4 separate regions of the Homo sapiens genome follow, and regions 1, 2 and 4 are each linked to region 3. Evidence: chromatin contacts called from ENCODE Hi-C or POLR2A ChIA-PET data. All regions are on one chromosome and are shown on one strand. Each heading gives the region's core, a stretch centred on a gene start or an enhancer-like site at or near the end of the contact. The rest is flanking DNA. Distances are from core to core; before and after follow the strand shown. Region 1 holds the start of MAP1LC3BP1 (microtubule associated protein 1 light chain 3 beta pseudogene 1). Region 2 holds the start of PLIN2 (perilipin 2). Region 3 holds the start of MLLT3 (MLLT3 super elongation complex subunit). Region 4 holds the start of RRAGA (Ras related GTP binding A).

Evidence for each region. A loop is a pair of places that touch in the nucleus more often than their neighbours do. ChIA-PET counts read pairs that join two places held with the same protein, here RNA polymerase II (POLR2A). Pooled maps may share reads with other maps.
Region 1: a pooled map shows a loop between it and region 3 (4-fold over the local background). The contact joins the promoter of MAP1LC3BP1 here to the promoter of MLLT3 in region 3. A Hi-C loop is called at or near these places in 2 of 168 maps with a recorded cell type or tissue (heart right ventricle and naive thymus-derived CD4-positive, alpha-beta T cell) and 12 of 50 pooled maps. POLR2A ChIA-PET finds 5 or more read pairs at or near these places in 1 of 52 experiments (GM12878).
Region 2: a pooled map shows a loop between it and region 3 (13-fold over the local background). The contact joins the promoter of PLIN2 here to the promoter of MLLT3 in region 3. A Hi-C loop is called at or near these places in 9 of 50 pooled maps. POLR2A ChIA-PET finds 5 or more read pairs at or near these places in 2 of 52 experiments (CD4-positive, alpha-beta T cell and naive thymus-derived CD4-positive, alpha-beta T cell).
Region 4: a loop to region 3 is called in a map of naive thymus-derived CD4-positive, alpha-beta T cell, with 32 times the contacts of the local background. The contact joins the promoter of RRAGA here to the promoter of MLLT3 in region 3. A Hi-C loop is called at or near these places in 3 of 168 maps with a recorded cell type or tissue (CD4-positive, alpha-beta memory T cell and naive thymus-derived CD4-positive, alpha-beta T cell) and 9 of 50 pooled maps.

What each region holds. Positions count from the first base shown.
Region 1 is chr9:19,459,454-19,465,399 of GRCh38, reverse strand. MAP1LC3BP1 (microtubule associated protein 1 light chain 3 beta pseudogene 1) reads left to right here and starts at 2,011. Exons shown (of 2, transcript XM_047424278.1): 1 at 2,011-2,084; 2 at 4,096-4,474. The coding sequence starts at 2,011. The coding sequence ends at 4,474. RefSeq lists a silencer at 196-655 and an enhancer at 4,020-4,521.
Region 2 is chr9:19,126,242-19,128,741 of GRCh38, reverse strand. PLIN2 (perilipin 2) reads left to right here and starts at 1,250. Exons shown (of 8, transcript NM_001122.4): 1 at 1,250-1,323; 2 at 2,294-2,345; 3 at 2,433-2,500. The coding sequence starts at 2,316. RefSeq lists a silencer at 912-1,471 and enhancers at 984-1,493, 1,494-2,004.
Region 3 is chr9:20,617,881-20,623,847 of GRCh38, reverse strand. MLLT3 (MLLT3 super elongation complex subunit) reads left to right here and starts at 1,349. Exons shown (of 11, transcript NM_004529.4): 1 at 1,349-1,603; 2 at 3,014-3,194. The coding sequence starts at 1,592. RefSeq lists silencers at 751-890, 911-1,370, 1,791-1,940, 2,011-2,060, 3,281-3,400 and an enhancer at 2,991-3,120.
Region 4 is chr9:19,045,813-19,051,300 of GRCh38, reverse strand. RRAGA (Ras related GTP binding A) reads right to left here and starts at 1,874. Exons shown (of 1, transcript NM_006570.5): 1 at 276-1,874. The coding sequence starts at 1,641. The coding sequence ends at 700. It also overlaps a transcript of SAXO1 not described here. RefSeq lists a silencer at 1,616-1,805 and an enhancer at 1,413-1,934.

The DNA.
Region 1 (5,946 bases), core at 762-3,261, 1.2 Mb after region 3:
CTCTGTGGAGGCTTGCCCCAGTTTCTCAGTAGCTCTGGTGGATCTGGGGGTTAGGGATCTAGACCGTCAAGGGGCCAACCAAACTGAAACCTGGAGTGGAGTCACCAAGAGGCAGAGCCCAGTGGGCCTGAAACATACACACTTTCAGGGAATCTCGTATAGATATATGCATGAACACGGCCTTGGGGTGGCAGAAGCGTTAGCGTTATCAGCTTTGGGGTAAATCCATTCTCTGGAACCTTGGCTTTAAAGAGCTCCCGCAAAGCGCAGAGCTTTCCTCTGGGGGCGCATTTCTGCAGCCCAGAGTCAGCACGGTCCGCTCACCTGGAAACATGCCCGGCGGCGAGTATAGGCAGGCACGCAAGAACTCTCTCCTGCCTGCGTGGGAGGCAAAAGCCGCCCTGGCCGCCCCCGCCGCAGCCCTGCGCCCCGCGCCCCGCGCCCGCCAGCCCCTAGTCCCACAGCCACGCGCCTTCTAGTCCCACACCCCCGAGCCCCGCAGCCCCGCGCCCTTCAGCCCACCGCGCTCTCGCCCGGCAGCACTGCCCCCTGGTGGGCGCCCGGAGCAGCGCCCGCCCGCTCCTCGGACACCCAGGCCGAGCTGCTCCCAGTCCGCTCCAGACACTACACTCATCGGGCTCCGCTCCCCACGCCCGCATCTCCCAACTGCCAGCCGTAGGACCAAGCAGAAGTGCATCCCTGACCTTCCTGTGGTCCCAGCGGACAATGGCCAAGACACCACACTCACAATGTGTCTTGCAGGTCATAGCTCCCCTTTCTGATATTTTCAACTCATGGGTATGGCTCCTGTTGGCTTCTTTCACGCTTGCTCTGCACAAAAATACGCACACACTCACACTCACACGCACACACACACACTCCTCAGTACTCCTGACATCCAACCAGGTGCCGTGGACAGAAGAGCCATCATCTGCCCAGCGGTCTGGCAGCCTGGAGACCTTTCCCCTGGCCTAGTGCTCGCTGCCCGTCAGGTATCAGTTTGGACGCCGCATTCCAATCCAGGAAGCCTTCCTCACCCGGGCAAGGTATTCTCACCACACCCCAAAACTCTTTTGCTCTAAGGCAGGGGTCTCCACACCCCAGGCCGCAGACCAGTACCCCTTTGTGGCCTGTTAGGAACCGGGCTGCACAGACGGAGGTGAGCCCCGGGGCGAAGGCAAGCATGACCGCCTGAGCTCCACCTCCTGTCAGATCAGCAGTGGCATTCGATTCTCATAGGAGTGTGAACCCTGTTGTAAACTGCGTATGGGAGGGATCTAGGTTGCATGTTCCTTATGAGAATCTAATGCCTGATGATCTGTCACTGTCTCCCATCATCCCCAGATGAGACCACCTAGTTGCAGGAAAACAAGCTAAGGGCTCCCACTGATTCTACATTATGGTGAGTTGTAATTATTTCATTACATATTACAATGTAATAATAATTATTATTCTTATATTACAATAATTATTTCATTATACGTTACAATGTAATAATAATAGAAATAAAGTGCACAATAAATGTAATGAGCTTGAACCATCTGAAACCATTCTCCACCTCACACTCCCAGCCCTTTCCAGTCTGTGGAAAAAAGTGTCTTCCATGAAACCGGTCCCTGGTGTCAAAAAGGTTGGAGACCGCTGCTCTACGGATTGATTGGTTGGTAAATTGATGTTTGGATTCAGTCTCCCAGGCCCTGGGTTTGTCTCTGGGAATACAAAGATGAGGAGGCCAGGCGGTGCGGGTAGGGAGAGGCCAGACTGGATGGCTTTATCCCACCAGACATCCTAAGATTTGGGAAGAGAACAGGTTTTCTTCCAAGTGAACCCCCAGGCCAGCTTCCTAAAACCTCCTCTTTCCTAGCTCAGCCCACACCCCTCTCCTCCTTAGTGCTGCCTCCCTTCACTGCTTCTCGGGGTATTTTCCACAGCTGGTTGTAGATAGCGGTACCCCTCCCCGCCTCGGAGGGAGGGCATGAAAAGGTATTACAGGAAATTTCACCAGGGACCATGGGAGAGAAAGAGGAAGCCCTGGGCATGTGTGTGCCAGCACTTGTCAGTGTGCACCTATGTGTGCATACAAGGTGCGTGCACACACGGGAGGAGTCTAGAGGTTCCACAACGCTAAATCCATTCTGGCGGTTTTAGCTAAAAGTGGGGAGGGGATTCCACATTCCTGGCACATGACAGTGTAGTGAGTGGTTCAAATAACGTTTGCCCAAAATTCACCTTCACCCAGAATCTCAGTATGTGACCTTATTTGGCAATGGGGTCTTTGCAGATGTCATTAGTTAAGATGAGGTCATACTGGATTAGGGTGGGCCCTAAGTTCAATGACTGATGTCTTTGTAAGATAAAGGAGAAACTTAGACACAAGGCCACAGGGACACAAGGAAGAAGCCCCATGACAGTGGAAGGAGAGACATGGAGCAGATTCTTGCTCAGAGCCTCCAAAAGGAGCCAACCCTGCCCACACCTTGATTTTGGACTTCTGGCCTCCTGAACTGTGACAGAATAAATTTCTGATGTTTCAAGCCACTAAGTTTTGAGGTGATCTGTTACACAGCCATGGAGACAGGCCCAAAGGCCATGTGAAAGACCAGGAAGAACACACAAAGCTCTGAGAGACTCGAGTGAAGGGGACAAGGGGGAGATGCTCAAAACCAGAAAGACTGGAAAGGAAGGCAGGGACCAGATCGTGGAGGAGACTTCAGATCACACTCAGGGTCTCCAATCAGGTTTGTTTTGTTCTAAGAGCAATGGGGAGGAACTGGTGGGGCCTGAGCAGGAAGGACACTGTCAGATTTCTCTCTAGAAAGACAGCTGTGGCTCCAGCAGGACAGATGGGCAATAGAAGGTGGCACCTTCTCCAGGATACGGAAAAATGGATGGATTTGAGACATTGGAGAAGTGGAATTAAAAGGATTTATTTACTATTAGATTGGATATGGGTTGGACACAGTGGCTACCACCTATAATTCCAGCACTTTGGGAGGCCAAGGCAGGAGGATCACTTGAGCCAAGGAGTTTGAGACCAGCTTGGGCAACATAAAGAGACAAAATTTAAAAATTAGCCAGGCATGGTGACACATGACTGTGGTCTCAGTGACTCAGGAGGCTGAGGCAGGAGGGATCCCCTGAGCCCAGGAGAGTGAGGCTGCCTTGAACTATGATTACACCACTGCACCCAGCCTGAGTGACAGAGCAAGACCCTGTCTCAAAATAGATTGGATATAGACAACTGAGGGAGGTGGGGACTGCCTCTGCCAACTGAATGGAAAGTGACACCACTCACTGAGAAAGTGGACAAGGCCCAGATTTAAGAGAGGTATAAGTAAAGGCAAATGTGAGTTGTCTATGGGCATCCAATAGAGATGGCCAGGAAATAATGAGACTTGCAGACCTGTCACTGAGCAAAGAGAGATAGCTTGTGACTCCTCACTATGGCCACAGGCAGTACCAGCATCCAGGACTGTTAAGCAGCAGATGGTTTTGATTACTAGCTGCCGTTTACAAAAACCTGAGGATGCTCAAGTCCAGGACATAAAATCATGCAGTATTTGTATATAACCTATACACATTCTCCCCCCGCCCCCTTTTTTTTTTTTTTTTTTTTTTTTTTTTTTTTTTTTTTCCTGAGACAGAGCCTTGCTCTGTCACCCAGGCTGGAGTGCAGTGGCACGATCTCGGTTCATTGCAACCTCCACCTTCTGAGTTCAAGCGATTATCCTGCCTCAGCCTCCCGAGTAGCTGGAACTACAGGCATGCACCACCACGCCAGGCTAATTTTTGTGTTTTTAGTAGAGACGGGGTTTCACCATGTTGGCCAAGCTGGTCTCCAACTCTTGACCTCAAGTGATCCGCCCACCTCAGCCTTCCAAAGTGCTGAGATTACAGGCGCCAGCCACCGCTCCCAGCCCTCCCCTATACTTTAAATCATCTCTACATTAGTTATACGTAAAAGCTATGTAAATAGTTGTTACATTGTACTGCTTCCAGAATGACAAGAAAAAATACTTTCTACCGCCCGCGCCGCCCCCAGGAGCCGCGGGGACCCTCGCGCCGTCGCCGCCGCCGCCTGGATCCCCGCACCAGGCCAGCGGAGAAGACCTTCAAGCAGCGCCGCACCTTCCAACAAAGAGTAGATGTCCGACTTATTCAAGAGCAGCATCCAGCCAAAAGCCCGGTGATAACAGAACGATACCAAGGTGAGAAGCAGCTTCCTGTCCTGGATAAAACGAAGTTCCTTGTACCTGACGTTCGAGACGTCAACATGAGTGAGCTCATCAAGATAATTAGAAGGCGCTTACAGCTCAATGCTAATCAAGCCTTCCTCCTGGTGGTGAACGGACATAGCATGGTGAGCGTCTCCACACCAGTCTCAGAGGTGTATGAGAGTGAGAAGGATGAAGATGGATTCCTATACATGGTCTATGCCTCCCAGGAGACGTATGGGATGAAATTGTCAGTGTAAAACTAGAAAAATGCATCTATTCTAGAATTTTTTAAACCCTTACCAAGGGAAAAAAGGGGTGTTGCCAACTGAGATCGATCAGTTCATCTAATCATAGATCATCAAACAGTAGTGTTCCCACCTAGGAGCGTTAGAAGTTGTGTTTGTATTTCAAGCGGCAGAACTGAGCTCCAAGTGAGAACGTTCAGCTTTGGAAACTATATGATTTAATGTAGGCTAGTTTGTTTTCAAATTTTAAAAGTTTAAAAATAAAATACTTTGCATTCTAAGTTGCCAATAAAATAGACCTTCAAGTTATTTTAATGCTCTTTTCTCACTAATAGGAACTTCCAATTCCAGCAGTAATTTAAAGGCTTTCAGAGAGACCCTGAGTCTTCTCTTCAGGTTCACAGAACCCAGCGCCTTTTCGGATAGAAGTTTTCTACTCAGCTAGAGAAATCTCCCTAAGAGGATCTGTAGGCCTCAGCTGTGAAGCATAATCCCTGCAAAACGCATTTGCCGTAATAGTTGGCACAAACGCAGGGTAAATGGGGTGTGTGTAAGAAAACAGCCCTGACTGTAAACTGCTGCTCGAGGTTCCTGACTCCTAACAGAACTACACCCAAAGTCCACACTCTTGCAGGGGTAGACATTTCTTATTTGGTTTGTTCTCTAGTTACACACATAAAGATACCACTGAAAAGGAAACTTGAGTAATTTATAATTTTGATCCAGTTTCTCAAAAGACCCTGGAGAAAGAGTGGCACTTCTTCTGTTTCAGCTTTTGTCTGAGTTCAAACTAGTGCCTGTGTTGGTATGGAAAGAAGCAGTGTACCAGTGTCATTCTTTAGGACAGCGGTAGAAACCACAGAATAGTATAACTAAAAGCATTAAAATTCAGACACACTCCCTTCTACCTTCTGGCTTAAAGCCATGGATGATCCATGTTTTTGTTTTTGTTTTTTTTAATGTTAAATGTGTAATTCAATATTATTGAAAAGGTTCCCACATTTTTAATAGTAGTTCAGTTATCACTGATAGGTCAAATAGCCATCAGAATTCCCCCACACTGAATGCATGTCAGTTGTGGAGAAAACATAGAAAAAGGAGTCATACACTCTTTACAAATACTAATGTCAGGAGTTAAACCTCCTCAGGTTCAACCTGTGATAAAAGACCAGTGCTTCCCACTACCTGCATGGGGTCCACTATTTAGTTTTCTTGGGAGTATCACAGGAAGATCACAGTTACACCACTTTAGACTGTACATGTAGCAAGTCACAACTTACCCTCGTGTGTTTAGATGTGTATGGAATTCCTGTATACATTAGTGAAAGCTATTTACTATAATAGGGGAAACCCAGATTCCTTGCATCTGGGCCCTGTACTGATCATTAAAGCAGTTCCTGTCACCTGCTCTCCCCACTGCATGCATCTGTCCACTTGGCTAACTTTTAATATGTATATTTTTACATTATGTAAATTCTTAACCA
Region 2 (2,500 bases), core at 1-2,500, 1.5 Mb after region 3:
ACAAAACAACAACAACAAAAAAACACAACTGGGACTCAGATGACGTTTTAAGTTGTCTTTGAAAAACAATGCATAACCCTGCACGTATAAAGTTGCCTATGTCACATAACCCTAGGCAGCTGTCATTCTGGAGTGATCTGGAGTTAAGTTTTTTGTTTTCTTTTTCTTTTTTCTTTTCTTTTTTTTTTTTTAGACAGGGTCTCAGTCACTCAGGCTGGGGTGCAGTGGTACAGTGGCGCGATCTCGACTCATTGCAGCCTCGACCACCTGGGCTCAAAAGATTCTTTCACCTCAGCCACCCACCCGCCTGCCCCCAACCCCGCTAAACAGCCGGGACTAGCTGGGACTACAGGCGCGCGCCACCACGCTGGGCTGCTTTCTTTGTATTTTGAGAGAGACGGGGTTTCGCCATGTTGGCCAGGCTGGTGATTCGCTCGCCTCGGCCTCCCAAAGTGCTAGGATTACAGGCGTGAGCCACCGCGCCCAGCCGCCACAAAACTTTTAAAAGTTATTACTTCGCTAAAAATAACAGCGTAGAAGCCATTGTGCAGCGCCACGCGATCTCGGCTCACTGCAGCCTCGACCTCCCAGGCTCAAGCGATCCTCCCATCTTAGCCTCGCAGGTAGCTGGGGCCACAGGCGCACGACACCACGCTGGGCTATTTTTTAAAATAAAATAAAAATCTTCGCCAGGCTGGTCTCGAACTCCTAGGCTCGACAGATCCTCTCGCCTCAGCATCCCAAAGTGTTGTGATTACAGGCGTGAGCCACCGCTTCCATTTTTAGAGTTCTATTCTGAGGACTAACGCCGTTCAACAAGTTGGTGTGAATTTGTTTGCATTTTTCAAAACCCCAAAGCCGGCCTGGGCGCCATCCCCATTTGCCCCGGGCCTCTCAGGACCCCGACCACAGGCAGGACCCCGACCACAGGCAGCGCCCCGACTCCAGGCAGCGCCCCGACTCCAGGCAGGGCTACCTCCAACTCCCAGCCTCCCCAGGCCGGGCCCCCGCCCGGCTCCCGACAGGCTCCTCTCCCCGTGGCGGGGCCCCTCGCCCAGGCAGCACACCCTCTCAACCCGACCGGGCCCCCACCACTCTAGGAGGGCCGGCGTTGGGGGAGGGCGCCGGGACGTGCCCGAGGGTGACACTCGGGCTTGGGACAGGGCGTGCTGCCGCGGGTCACGTGCTGCGGAGGCTTGGGGAGGGGCGGCGAGGCGGGGTTTATAGCCCGGGCGCCCGCGGGCCCCACGCTTTGACCGGGTCGTGGCAGCCGGAGTCGTCTTCGGGACGCGCCTGCTCTTCGCCTTTCGCTGCAGTCCGTCGGTGAGTGCGCGCCCAGTGGGTGCCCCAGCGAACCGGTCCCGGGCCCCCAGCGGCGCCCAGTTGGGGTGGGGGGCTCCCCGGGGCCTTGGGACCGCTGCTCTGCTCCCCGCGGGGCTCAAAGGTGGACGGGACGCGGGGGTGATGGTCCGAGACCCCCCGCTCGCCTCGCGGCTTCCAGGTCCTGGCTGGGTAGGGGCGGTCTGCTGAACCCGCGCTTTCGACCCTTGCCTTTGTGCGTTGAGGCTTCTTTCCTGCCAACAGATTTAGGGCGATTGCTATCGAATGTCCCTTGGCCTGCTTGGGTGGTTGTGGGAAAACAATATTTGTCGAAGGGACATTATCGAAAGGGAAACGCGTTAGAAAACCGCATTTTTTTTTTGACGGAGTCTCGCTCTGTCGCCCAGGCTGGAGTGCAGTGACGCCATCTAGGCTCACTGCAACCTCCGCCTCCCGGGTTCAAGCGATTCTCCTGCCTCAGCCTCCAGAGCAGCTGGGATAACAGGCGCCCGCCACCACGCCCGGCTAATTTTTGTATTTTTAGAAGAGACGGGGTTTCACCACGTTGGTCAGGCTGGTCTTGAACTCCTGACATCAAGCAGTCCACCCCCCTCGGCCTCCCAAAGTGCTGGGATTACAGGCGTGAGCCACCGCGTCCGGCTTGGCTAGCATTTTTGTTAACAGATACTCGGAGAAACAAGAGAAGTATGTCAACAACTTTACTTCTCCCTCCTGAGTATTGCAAGTTTACACATAAGCTCTGAAACTTTGCCTCAAAAGAGGGAGTGGGGTTGTGTGGGTGTGGGTCTTTCAGGAGGGGGACCTGGAGAGCTGGAGAGAGGAAAGAAGTGCAGAAGACTACAGGGAGCTCACCCTGCATTTTTCTCTACTTGTAATCAGCATTTGCTTGGGTTGGGGAATGAATTTGGGAGAGTCTTATCCCGGTGTTCTGAAATAAGTCTCTTTTCTGCAGATTTCTTTCTCCAGGAAGAAAAATGGCATCCGTTGCAGTTGATCCACAACCGGTATGAATTTTGAGTAGCCTTTGTCTACTTTCTCTCCTTTTGTGTTTTGAGAGATTAATAAGCATACCCTCCCTACTTTGATTGCAGAGTGTGGTGACTCGGGTGGTCAACCTGCCCTTGGTGAGCTCCACGTATGACCTCATGTCCTCAGCCTA
Region 3 (5,967 bases), core at 100-2,599:
AGAAGTTGGAAGGCGAGGGAAAAAGGGGAGTAAAGAGAAGGCAAAAGAGGTCTAAGGGCTAGGAAGATGCAAGGATCTTTTTTTAACGAACCAAAGTCACATCCATCTTTCACTTTCAAATCAATCGTCTAGATCTTATCCGTTTCCTTTTTAAAGGTTATCTGCGTCTGTAAAGGAAGCCAGTAGTTGATACTCCTCTCCGCGCCCCACGCGTGGCCGCGCTGTTCTATCTCCGGCCACTGAGATCAAATACAACGCGAGTGAGAACATTTGCAGAGGCGCGACTCTGGGAACACTCCTGCGACTGGCTGTCACCCGGGAGTCTAACCGGATTAATACTCAGAGATGGATTACGCTGGTTGTCACCAATACGCCTAAAGATTATAATCCAATTTACGCACATTACAGTCAGTATTAACTTTATCTGCTATTTTAAGACTCCCGGTTGCCCCGCGCGTCCTCAGAGGACAATCCTCCACGTTCTGATGCAACTCAGTAGGCTGTCAGGAGGGGAAGCCCCCCGAAGAAAACAACTCCAAGCCTGGTCCCCGAGGGTCTGTACCCGGCACTCCCAGGTGTCTTGCTTTCACCTGGGCACCGCTTTATGAAGCTTCCCAGCCGGGGATTACCAAAGCGGAAGGCGTTCCCTTGCAAGGAAATAGCATCCTTGTTTCTCCCTTGTTCATTTCATTTTCAAATTTTCGGTGGCGGTGGCAGAAGGGCGGGGAGTGAGGGTGGCGGGCGGGTGCCTGTGAGTGGATGGGGCAGGGGGCCAGGGGATCGTTGCGGGTTAGAACAGCCTCAGTCATTGCTATTTTCATGCTCGTTTTTTGCAGGATGGCATTTCTCTCGCTCTCTTTAAGTAAGTTTGTTTGGGTGTGAGTTCTTGTCTTTTCAGCACAAAACCACAGAAATACGTGGTGGAAAGTAAAAGAAAGCCCACTCCCTCCTCCCCGTGCGTACTAGCTAAGGACTTGATTTAACACCCCCTCTCCGGCTGCTGAGGGCTCTAAGCAGTGGCTACATTCCAGCAGTTTTAATCCGTTTTTTATTGTAGGGCGAGCAGAGTTTACACAGGGGCTGGGATGGCTCCCCAGCTGGCCGCTCTCCCCACTCCTGCGTCCCCTCCCTGCCACCCCCCCAGCAGGAACCTGTTACTTTAAGCGAGGCTTTCCAGTGTGGCGCTGCGGGCCGCCGGGGTTTCGGGAGGTGGCAGGTGATTGGCTCTTTCGAGCTCCCCCTGGCTCGCTCGCTCTGCCTCCCCGCGCGCTCCGCCCCGCCCGCAAGCCCTCCCTCCGCCCTGTGAGGCTCGGAGCCCGGGTGTCAGGCGCCACGGCGCATGCTCCGCAATCATCTTCTTTACCCTGGAGCTGCTGCTGCTGCTGCTGCTTTTGCTTTTGGGGCTGAGTTTAATAAGCGAGCGAGCGAGCAAGCGAGCGCGGGGGGAAAAAGGCAGAGAATGTCCGCCATCTACCCTCCGCTCCTGGGCGCGCTCTCATTCATAGCAGCCTCTTCATGAATTACAGCTGAGGGGGGGCGGAGGAGGGGGGGGTACCACACAACACCCCAGCAAACCTCCGGGCCCCCAGGCATGGCTAGCTCGGTAAGTACGCGCAAAAATAATAATAAAAGCCCTCCCCCACTTTCCTTCCTCGCCCTGCGCCGCCGCAGCCCAGACAGCGCCAGCGCTCCGCGGTTCCAATTAGAGAAAGGTTGGTACGGCTTGCAGGGAGCTGCCGCCTCTCCCTCAGCCTCCGCTCCCCTCCTCCCCCACCCCCCCCCGGCGCGCACACAGACACACAGACACACACACACTCACACACGCTCACACTCGCCCCTCCACCCCCCGCGCCTCCCTCCCTCCTCGCCTCTTTGCAGTCACAAGAAGCGCACTCACACACTCCCTCTCGCTCACACGCGCGCACTCACACACACACACACACACGGTGGAAGGAGGCGAATAATAACTCAGCCATATTTCAGCCGCCGCCGCCGGGAGCTGCGGGCACAGTCCGGGGACGCGGCGAGCAGCCTCGGCGGCCGCACCTCCGCAAAGCGCCGCGGCCGCTACGATGGTGCGTTCTCCGCGGCGCGCGTGTGTGAGCCGAAGTGTGCGGGGCTGACAGCGGCGGGGCCGCACGCAACTTTGCCCCAGCGCCGGGAGGTGCTGAGCGCGAGCCGAGGCTCGGCGGCTGTCCGCCCGCCGCCCTGCCTTTCTGAATTTCATTTTTTGGGGGGAGGTGGGAGATACTTTGGAGCCACTTGGGCTCTTGAAAGTGTGTTGCGGGGGCTCGGTTCGACTGGCCTCGCCGATCGCGTGGGGCTTTTCGCTGGGGGGTGCGGGGTGCTCTAAGTTATGGATGCCTCGGCGTGTTTTCCTGCGGGCGTGTGTGTGTGTTTCAGTGTGTATGACGACGTCTCATTTTTGTTGTGCACGAACCCCGTGGCAAGAGCACGGGAGTTTGTGCCCATCAGCAGAGGCTGCCTGTAGTTTCCATTTCGCCTGGCACAGCGCTCCACACGCACGCACACACACGTACACAAAGACTTCCTCGGCGTGTGCCTGTCGCCGCGGTACTTTCGGGGAGGGGGCTCGCCAGGAGCCCTTCGGTCCCCCTGGGTCCCAGCCACCTCCCCTCCCACGCCGGGAAACCGCCCCGGCATCGCCTTCTGATTTGTTTCCGATGCATTTGTTGTCGTGCTTGTCGTGGCTGAGTGTGTTCTCCCTCTTTTCCCCGACCCCCTTCCCGACTGGGGATAACATTCCGTTACAATCCTGTCCGATGTAGATGCGGGGCCCGGGGCGCCTGGGGCCAAGCCGGGCCGGGCGGGCGGGTATATTTGGGGGTGTGGAGTGTGCGCGCCCACGCGCGTGAAACGTGGATGCAGAGGGCACCGCCGTTTCCTTTTATGTGCGTTTCAAGAAGGAGGAAAAAAATGTCAGGCGCAACGTTCACTGCCGAAACCTCGCCTTCCTGTTATTCACGGCTGTCTCTCCTCCCCCTGCCCGCAGTGTGCCGTGCAGGTGAAGCTGGAGCTGGGGCACCGCGCCCAGGTGAGGAAAAAACCCACCGTGGAGGGCTTCACCCACGACTGGATGGTGTTCGTACGCGGTCCGGAGCACAGTAACATACAGCACTTTGTGGAGAAAGTCGTCTTCCACTTGCACGAAAGCTTTCCTAGGCCAAAAAGAGGTAGGGCTCGAATACAAAAGGGTCTTGATAAAAAATGTCTTTGAAACAATCGCTTGGCCCGGGCGGTCCCGCTGTCCCGCTCCCCGCCCCCCGCGCCGCGCTCGCCGGCGTAGCCTCGGGATCCGGGTGCGCGGCGCCGCGCGGGCCAGGTCCCGGCTCCCGCCTGCCCGCGCGCGCGCCACTTCGGCTTGGTGAAAGTCACCGCAGAGAAAGGACCGTCAGGTGTCGAGTGTTTATTCATCCCAAGCCAGCCCTCACCAGTCCTCTGGGGTTAGCCGCGGGTTCTGTGGGGAAGGTGCAATTAGTTGTTGAGTTTGGAGATGTGGGGAATCGGGCTGGAGGGAATAAACACTTTGCGCGTGTGTGTGTGTGTGTGTGTGTGTGTGTGTGTGTGTGTGTGTTTTCCTAGAGAAATTAAGATTTACCTGTGTTATTAGCAAAGAATGTATTGGATGTAGTTATTGTTCGGTCTTGGCAAGTCGGTTCTCTTTAGGGTCTTCTGTGCTTTCCTGTCTGTGTATGAGGCACCAGGTGCCAGTTGCCATAGACTTTTCTTTTTGTGGCTTAGCCACCGCCACACCCACTCCAGTCTGGATTTTATGTTTACTTGGGGGGCTTACTCGTTCCTCCCTCCCACCCCCGCGTGCCACTTGACTGCTCCTTTGATTCTGAGCAACGTTCCAAAGTGTCTGCCGGATGTGATCTGCAGGGAGACTGTTCTTGCAAAGGTCGAAGCTAAGTTGAAGAGGAACGATGTGGAGGAAGCCTTTTGCTTTAGTCCCTCCCCACCTTGGTTCTTAGCCTTGGAGTCTAGTTTGCATAATCCTACTGGGCCTCTGTGGTCCCAAACATTTTCCATAATGGGCAGGACAGTTTTGGAAAAAAGAAACGGAGTGTCATTTTGAAAGAAATTTAAAGAGGGTTTGAGAAATACCGATTTCTTTTCCCTTCAACCTCTGGAAAACTAATGTCTGGTTGTTTTAGTTGGATTAGTGAAGGTAACAGTACAAATACAATAAGGTGCTTTGTTTGTGAGCAGGTTTATTTATCTAAGTCGACACAATGGTTAGTAGTTATCTTCCATTTGATCCGTAATCTTTATTGGCATCTAGAACTCCTGTCGTTTCTTAGAGTAATATCATAATAAATCCATTCTGCTTAGAGCTGTGTGGAAATTATTGAACATTCAGGGGGCTGAATAAAGAAAGGAGAAGCGTCGTGTGCCTTAGAGGTGGCAGAGGTTTGTATTGGTGCTTAGTTTTGTTTCCAGAGCTCATGTAATGGGAAGTAGGATTGTATTTTTTGCCTTTAGTGGTTTGGTTTATAACTCCTCCTGAAAACTTGAACGGTTGAATTTGATGGTCTTTGTTGGATGGTTAATAAATAAATCCAGTTTCTTATAGAGGGCTAGAAATATGCATGGCCTATAGGAAATAACATTTGAAATTTGTTAGCATTTTATGTTAAAATATAGTCAGAGATTATTATATTTCATATTTCCTCCAAACTGTGGTAAGGATGAGCGATGTCAAATTTCTATCGCTGATGAGGTTGATATGCTGCTTCTCGGATTCTCTCTCTCCCTTTCCATGTGTCTGTAGAGCAGAGGAGTTTAAACAAAAGAAACCACTTTCTAAGATCCTTGGTACACATTATTACTACTACTTGGCTGCAGTTCACTTCAAGGTGAAATAAGCTTTTAAAAAGCAACATTTATTAGGAAAATTAACTCAGTTGGCAGAAGATGTAGCTCTTAAGGTAACTTTGTTTAGGCACCTTGACAATCAACAAATTGGCATTATGAAATTAAAGATGATCAACCTCTATTTTACCATTGTTTTTCTGCTTCAGTGGATGTGTGCATTGATGTTATTTTTATTTCCTATACTTAATGATTTTCTGTCTGCCCTGAGGGAACATGAGGGTGCTGCTCACATAGGCCACACCTGGGAGTTGTTGCTAGGCGTGGTAAGCTGCTTGATAGCAGTGATGACTTCTCAGAGGTCTCTGGTGAGAGATGTCTGCTTGTTGGTTGGATTCCTCAATTTTTATACTCAACTGTGGAGGTTCTCTATGCAGTCTATAAGCCATTGTTTTAAAATGTTTATTTTTGGATTTTTATTTGTATGCGTGCTTCCCATGATGTGACAAGTCCTGGGAAAAGTGCCAGCTTACATCACCCAGGAGAGACCTTGTCATACTGTAATTACACATGATTCAGATTGCAAGAGAAGGTTTCTCTGTTCATTGGGAATAGTTGTAAGTTCAAGCAACACCAAACATGCCACTTAATCCTGGGACTTATTTTTTGGCTTATAAAGTCTTTCAAAATGATAAGAATAAATATAGAATAAGAATGCCAAGAATTTGTATGTCTACTTCCAGTACCTTTTAAAGTGTTATGTTAGCTATATTGTAGATCTATAAGTGATAGAGTAAAATTCTACCAATTGGAAATTGGAGAAACTGAAAATATGAATTTGTGAGAAATCTGAGTTATAAGATCTTTAAAAGAAATGCTCATATTCTATAATAAATAAGCTGTGTTGGCTATAGTGACAATCTAAATCACTTTCACTGTATACAGTAGCTGCTAAACAGAGATGAGCCTTAGGACTGAGGATGAACTGCTCAGCCACAAAGATGAAAGAGTCCTTAGTTTTGTAAATCTTTGGTTTGGAAAAGTGAATTGATTTTCAGGTTGATTTCCTTTACTTCACAGTAATATTAGAATTTGTAGGAGAAAAAATTATAGTATTTTTAACTTGTTGCT
Region 4 (5,488 bases), core at 625-3,124, 1.6 Mb after region 3:
CTGACCCACATTTTACCAATGAGGAAACAAGTGTAATGAAATTAAGTATTTGCCCATGTTCACAGAGCTAGTAAGTGAAGGGACCAGAATACTAACTCAGGTGGTCTAGCTTCAGTCCATAGCATAAGCGCTTCTACAGCTGTTACCAAACATCACTAAAGTGCTGGGGGCTAAATTCACAGAATCAAATTTGCCAGTCAAGCAATACTTGTGGGCAGTCAGAATTTTTAGATTTGCATATTAAGCACTTTCAAGTTATTTCAAATAAGGACATGTTTTAAATTGCTAACACGTTTATTCATGAATGAAGCCAAGAAGAATTTATAAATGCATTTTAATACCTTGCTGATAAAATAGTAACATTCCGTCTTTGCAATCTGATACGGAATACAGGAAGATACTGGTAAAGGCTTTGATGTGCATATCTATCATAACCAGGTAATGAGAACACACACGAACCACCTACTTTAGTGTTACACCATACCAACTTCTCAGAAAGGTCAGCTTCAAGCTCTACTGGGTAGCTGAGTAAATAGCGTCCAATGTTTAAAGACTGGGGAAGCGGGGAGAAAGATGAAAGGAGTAAGCAGCACACACTTCAAAGCCCACTTTTAAGCACACGACATTATGAATATTAAAAATAAAGGATGCAAACAAAAAAGGCAATTCAGCATTTTCAGAAAGAGCATTTGGCAATATTCAACGCATAAGGAGACTGTGCTTGGGGCCATCCACTCTCTCCAGCTTCTCAAAGTGTTTCCGGGCATTGCGAATGTTGATCAGAGTGGCCGCAGAAGGGATCGACGGATCTGACATGACCACCATCACGTACGTATTTGAGGTGAAGATGTCGATGAAAGCAGCGAAGTTGGAATTCCTAACTTCCATGCTCTGGAAGGAAGCGGCCAATTTACTGCAGCTCAGCTTGAACTGTTTGATGATGTTGCTGATCTTCTCAAACCGGTGGACGTCGCGCTGCTCTTTGCACTGGTAGTGGGAAATAACCAAGAATGTAGCTCTTTCGAACAGCAGAACTTCATCGGCCTCAATGATTTGGGCAAAATTCCTGAGGTTCATCTCCAGCTGCTGAACGTTGGGAATCAGCTGGTAGACGATGCTGGACCAGGCTTTGTAGAGCGTCTCATCCCAGATGGACGTTCGAAAACAAGCACACTCCAGCGGGCGAGACAGACGCCTCAGGTCTTCCTCTCGCTCTTTAAAAATCAGGTCACGCTGATCCTCCTGAACCAGATCCATTTTGTGCACCAGGCAGAAGATTTTGGCGTCAGGAGAGTTCTGGAGGATGGCCTCCAGACACGACTGGTAATAATGCATGTCCTTTTCCAGTTCGCGGCTCTCCACGTCAAACACGTAAATCAAAACTTCCACGTTACGGAAGATATTGTCTCGCTGGCTGGTGAAGTAATTTTCCATGAAGGTGTCCTGACCGCCACAGTCCCACAGGTTCAGCACCAGGTTCCCTAGGAATCGGACGTGGGAGTGTTCCACGTCAATGGTGGCCCCCAGGCGCCGGGTGTCGCGAGCAATGTAATTGGCGAAGATTATCGACCTCATGCTGGTCTTCCCCGACCCGCTCTTCCCCATCAGCAGCACCTTTTTCTTCATGGCTGTATTTGGCATCACCCGCCGGGGCACCGCGGACTGGGCCTGAGGGCGCGGCCTACACGCAGCGCCGAGGGAGGGGTCGGGGGCTGCCGGGGACTCGCAGGCCGCGCCTCGCTCCGCTCCGCCGCGCAGCTGGGCAGGCAGGAGAGTCGAGAGCGCGAACCCGGGGCTGGAGAGGCCGCGGACGGGCTGGCTCTTACTCAGATGGGAGCGCCCGCGGCTGTCAGTGGCAACGGCTCGGGAGATACGCTCGCTTTCCGGGAGGGAGCCGCTGCGTCCCCGCCACCACCCACTTCCGGCGGCGATCTCGCGAGAGCTCCCTCGCTCCGCCCTCCGTGCCCGACGAGCCTTGAAAAGCCGCTGCTCTAATGAAACCTAACCGGGGCGGCGTGAGCCCTAAGATGGAAGGGAAGCTCGAGGACTTCGGTCTTTTGTTCTGTTGCAGCTGGGTTTGCTGTTGCTAGGGGTACGTGTGTGGTTGGCCGGGGGAAATGCTGCCCTCTCGTGGCCAAAAAAAGCCCCAACCGCCACCACCACCGCAACTGGCTTTAGGAGCGAGGTGTGTCGGGCCGGTTTCCGCAGGGGCAGCCGACTGGTGAAGTGGAGGGAAAGCCTAACTTCCCAGTCCGCTTAGGCCTCCCCAGCTTGCCCGGCCCAGTGAGTACAAGGGCAGGGCAGATGGAGACTGTGCAGGCGCGGAAAGTGAGACTTGTAGGCAAGCGATTGCCTGTTGCTGCGCAGCTAGGTAATAGCAAGTCCCTCCTAGGAGACATCCTGGCTTCCAGTGGGTGCTTTTAATTCCTTTCTCACATCTGCTTTTCCGTAATCTCAGACTTTAGAATTTATAATTAGAATTCCAAAGCTCGAGGAAATGATAATGTGGAATCCCAGGCATTAGTTCCATCCTCACAGTAACCCTGTGAATTAATAACCCTATTTTCAAGTTAGGGAATCAAAGGTTAGAGAGGTTAAGTCACTTGACCAAGTTACACAGATACTAAATGATGAAATGGAATTTGGTTTTAGACAATCTTGCTGCGGTCTATTTGCCTAACAATAGGCTACCCTGTGCCCCTCTCAAAGCATAATATGATTCTGCTCTTGGTCTTCAAGTAGATGAGTGAATCAGTGTCGCCAGTATCGTTCATACAGAATGAATGAGAGTCATCAGGATACTGAAGCCTCTGTATCTACCTTAAAGTCCTTTTTTTTTCTTTTGAGACGGAGTCTCACTCTGTTGCCCAGGCTGGAGTGCAGTGGCGCGATCTCAGCTCACTGCAACCTACGCCTCCTGAGTTCAAGCGATTCTCCTGCCTCAGTCCCCCAAATAGCTGGGATTGTGGGCACCTGCCACCACGCCCGGCTAATTTTTGTATTTTTAGTGGAGACGGGGTTTCACTATGTTGGCCAGGCTGGTCTGGAACTCAAGCCAGCCACCTGCCTCGGCCTCCTAAAGTGTGGGATTACAGGCGTGAGCCACCGTGCCTGGCCTAAAGCCCTTATCAAAGTGTATACTGTACTGTACAAATTCAGGTATTCCATTCTTTCATTTATTCAAAAAATATTTTAATTCCTACTGTTAACGTGTGCAGTAAAAGAAGTTCAAAAATGGCCTTTGCTGTAGTTTATGGAAATCATAGAGTGAAATTCCATAATACAATATAGTATGTGGAAAATCTCCTCTCAATGTATTCAGTTTCATCTCCTTGGTGCTACCTCTTCTGGAGCCTTCTTATCTGATCGCCTTTCACCACCATTCTGGGGTTTCCCTTCCCCGTTCTTTCGAGTTGGGTATTCTTTTTCCTGATTTCACATCTTCTCATTTTTGGCTCATTTGGTGGAACACATGTTCCAATAGTTTCCAGATAAAAAGTATGAGGAGAGTAAAAATTTCAAGAGATTGGATGTCTGAAAATTTCTTTGTTTTTACCCTCACACTTGATTGGTTGGACATAATTTTTCCTCAGAGTCTTGGAGGCATTGCTCTGTTGCTCCATCGTCTTTTAGCAGCCAGTAGTCTGATGCCTGCTTCTTGGTTTTGATCTATTCTTTCCTCTCTAAAAACATATTCGAAATTTTCTTATTCTAGTGTTCTGAAACTTAATGATAATTGGCATTGTTGAGCCCAAATTTGCATTGTACTGGACTCTCCAATGTGTCTTTTAATTTGGAAACCATGCCCTTGAATTCTAAACAATGTTCTTGAATTGTTTGATGATGTATTTCCTCTATTCTGTCATGTGAATACTCCTAAGGTCTGGATATCACATTTTACGGAGTCTCCTCTAATGTATTTTTTTTCTTTTTTTTGGAGACAGAGTCTCACTCTGTTGCCCATGCTAGAGTGTAGTTGCACGATCTTGGCTCACTGCAACCTCCACCTCCTGGGTTCAAGAGATTCTCTTGCTTCAGCCTCCCAAGTAGCTGGGACTACAGGCCTCCACCACCATGCCTGGCTAAGTTTTATTTTTGTTTTTGTTTTTGTTTTGAGATGGAGTCTTGCTCAGCAGCCTAGGCCGGAGTGCAGTGGCACTATCTCGGCTTACTGCAACCTCCGCCTCCCAGATTCAAGCCATTCTCCCGGCTCAGCCTCCCGAGTAGCTGGTATTACAGATGCCTGCCACCATACCTGGCTAATTTTTGTATTTTTAGTAGAGAGGGGGTTTCACCATGTTGGCCAGGCTGGTCTCAAACTGCTGGTCTTAAGTGATCTGCCCGCCTCAGCTTCCCAAAGTGCTGGGGTTACAGGCATGCGCCACTGCGCCTGGCCTTCTTTTCTTTTTAAAAAAATTTTTTAAATTTATTTTTAGAGACAGGATCTTTCTCTGTCAACCAGGCTGGAGTGCAGTGGTGAGATCATAGCTCACTGCAGCCACCACCTCCTCGGCTCAAGGGATCCTCACATGCCAGCCTCCCAAGTAGCTAGGATTATAGGTGTGTGCCACTATGCTTAATTTTTTTTTTTTTTTTCTGAGACGAAGTTTTGCTCTTGTTGCCCAGGCTGGAGTGCAATGGCATGATCTCAGCTCACCACAACCTCTGCCTGCCGGGTTCAAGCGATCCTTCTGCCTCAGCCTCCCAAGTAGCTGGGATTGCAGGCATGTGCCACCTTGTCTGGCTAATTTTGTATTTTTAGTAGAGATGGGGTTTCTCCTTTCTCCATGTTGGTCAGGCTGGTCTCGAACTGCCGACCTCAGGTGATCTGCCCGCCTCGGCCTCCCAAAGTGCTGGGATTACAGGCGTGAGCCACCGCACCTGGCCTGCCTAATTTTTAAATATTTTTTTGGTAACCCTTTCTTATTTTCTATTTCTGTCTTTTTGTTCTACTTTCCAGGAGATTTTTCTCATCCTAATTTTCCAACTCTTTGGAGTTTTAAATTTTAATATCATATTTTTAATTTCCACAGGCTGTTCTAATTGTTCTTTTTAAAAACATAAAATTATTTTCTTGGATTAAATATATTCTTTTATCTCTCTGAGGATAATAGTAACATTAAGAAAAAGTTTTTATCCCGTTTAGTCTTGGTTTCTTCCAAGTTTCTTTTGTTTGTATGTTCTCCTTATGTTCTCCTTTTTTTTTTTTTTTTTTTTTGAGACGGAGTTTCATTCTTGTTGCCCAGGCGCAACGGCGCAATCTCTGCTCACCGCAACCTCCGCCTCCCAGGTTCAAGTGATTCTCCTGCCTCAGCCTTCTCCAGCAGCTGGGATTACAGGCATGCGCCCCCAGGCCCGGCTACTTTTGTATTTTTAGTAGATACGGGGTTTCTCCATGTTGGTGAGCCACCGCGCCCGGCAGTAAAAGAAGTTCAAAAATGGCCTTTGCTGTAGTTTATGGAAATCATAGAGCATATTCATGTTAGAA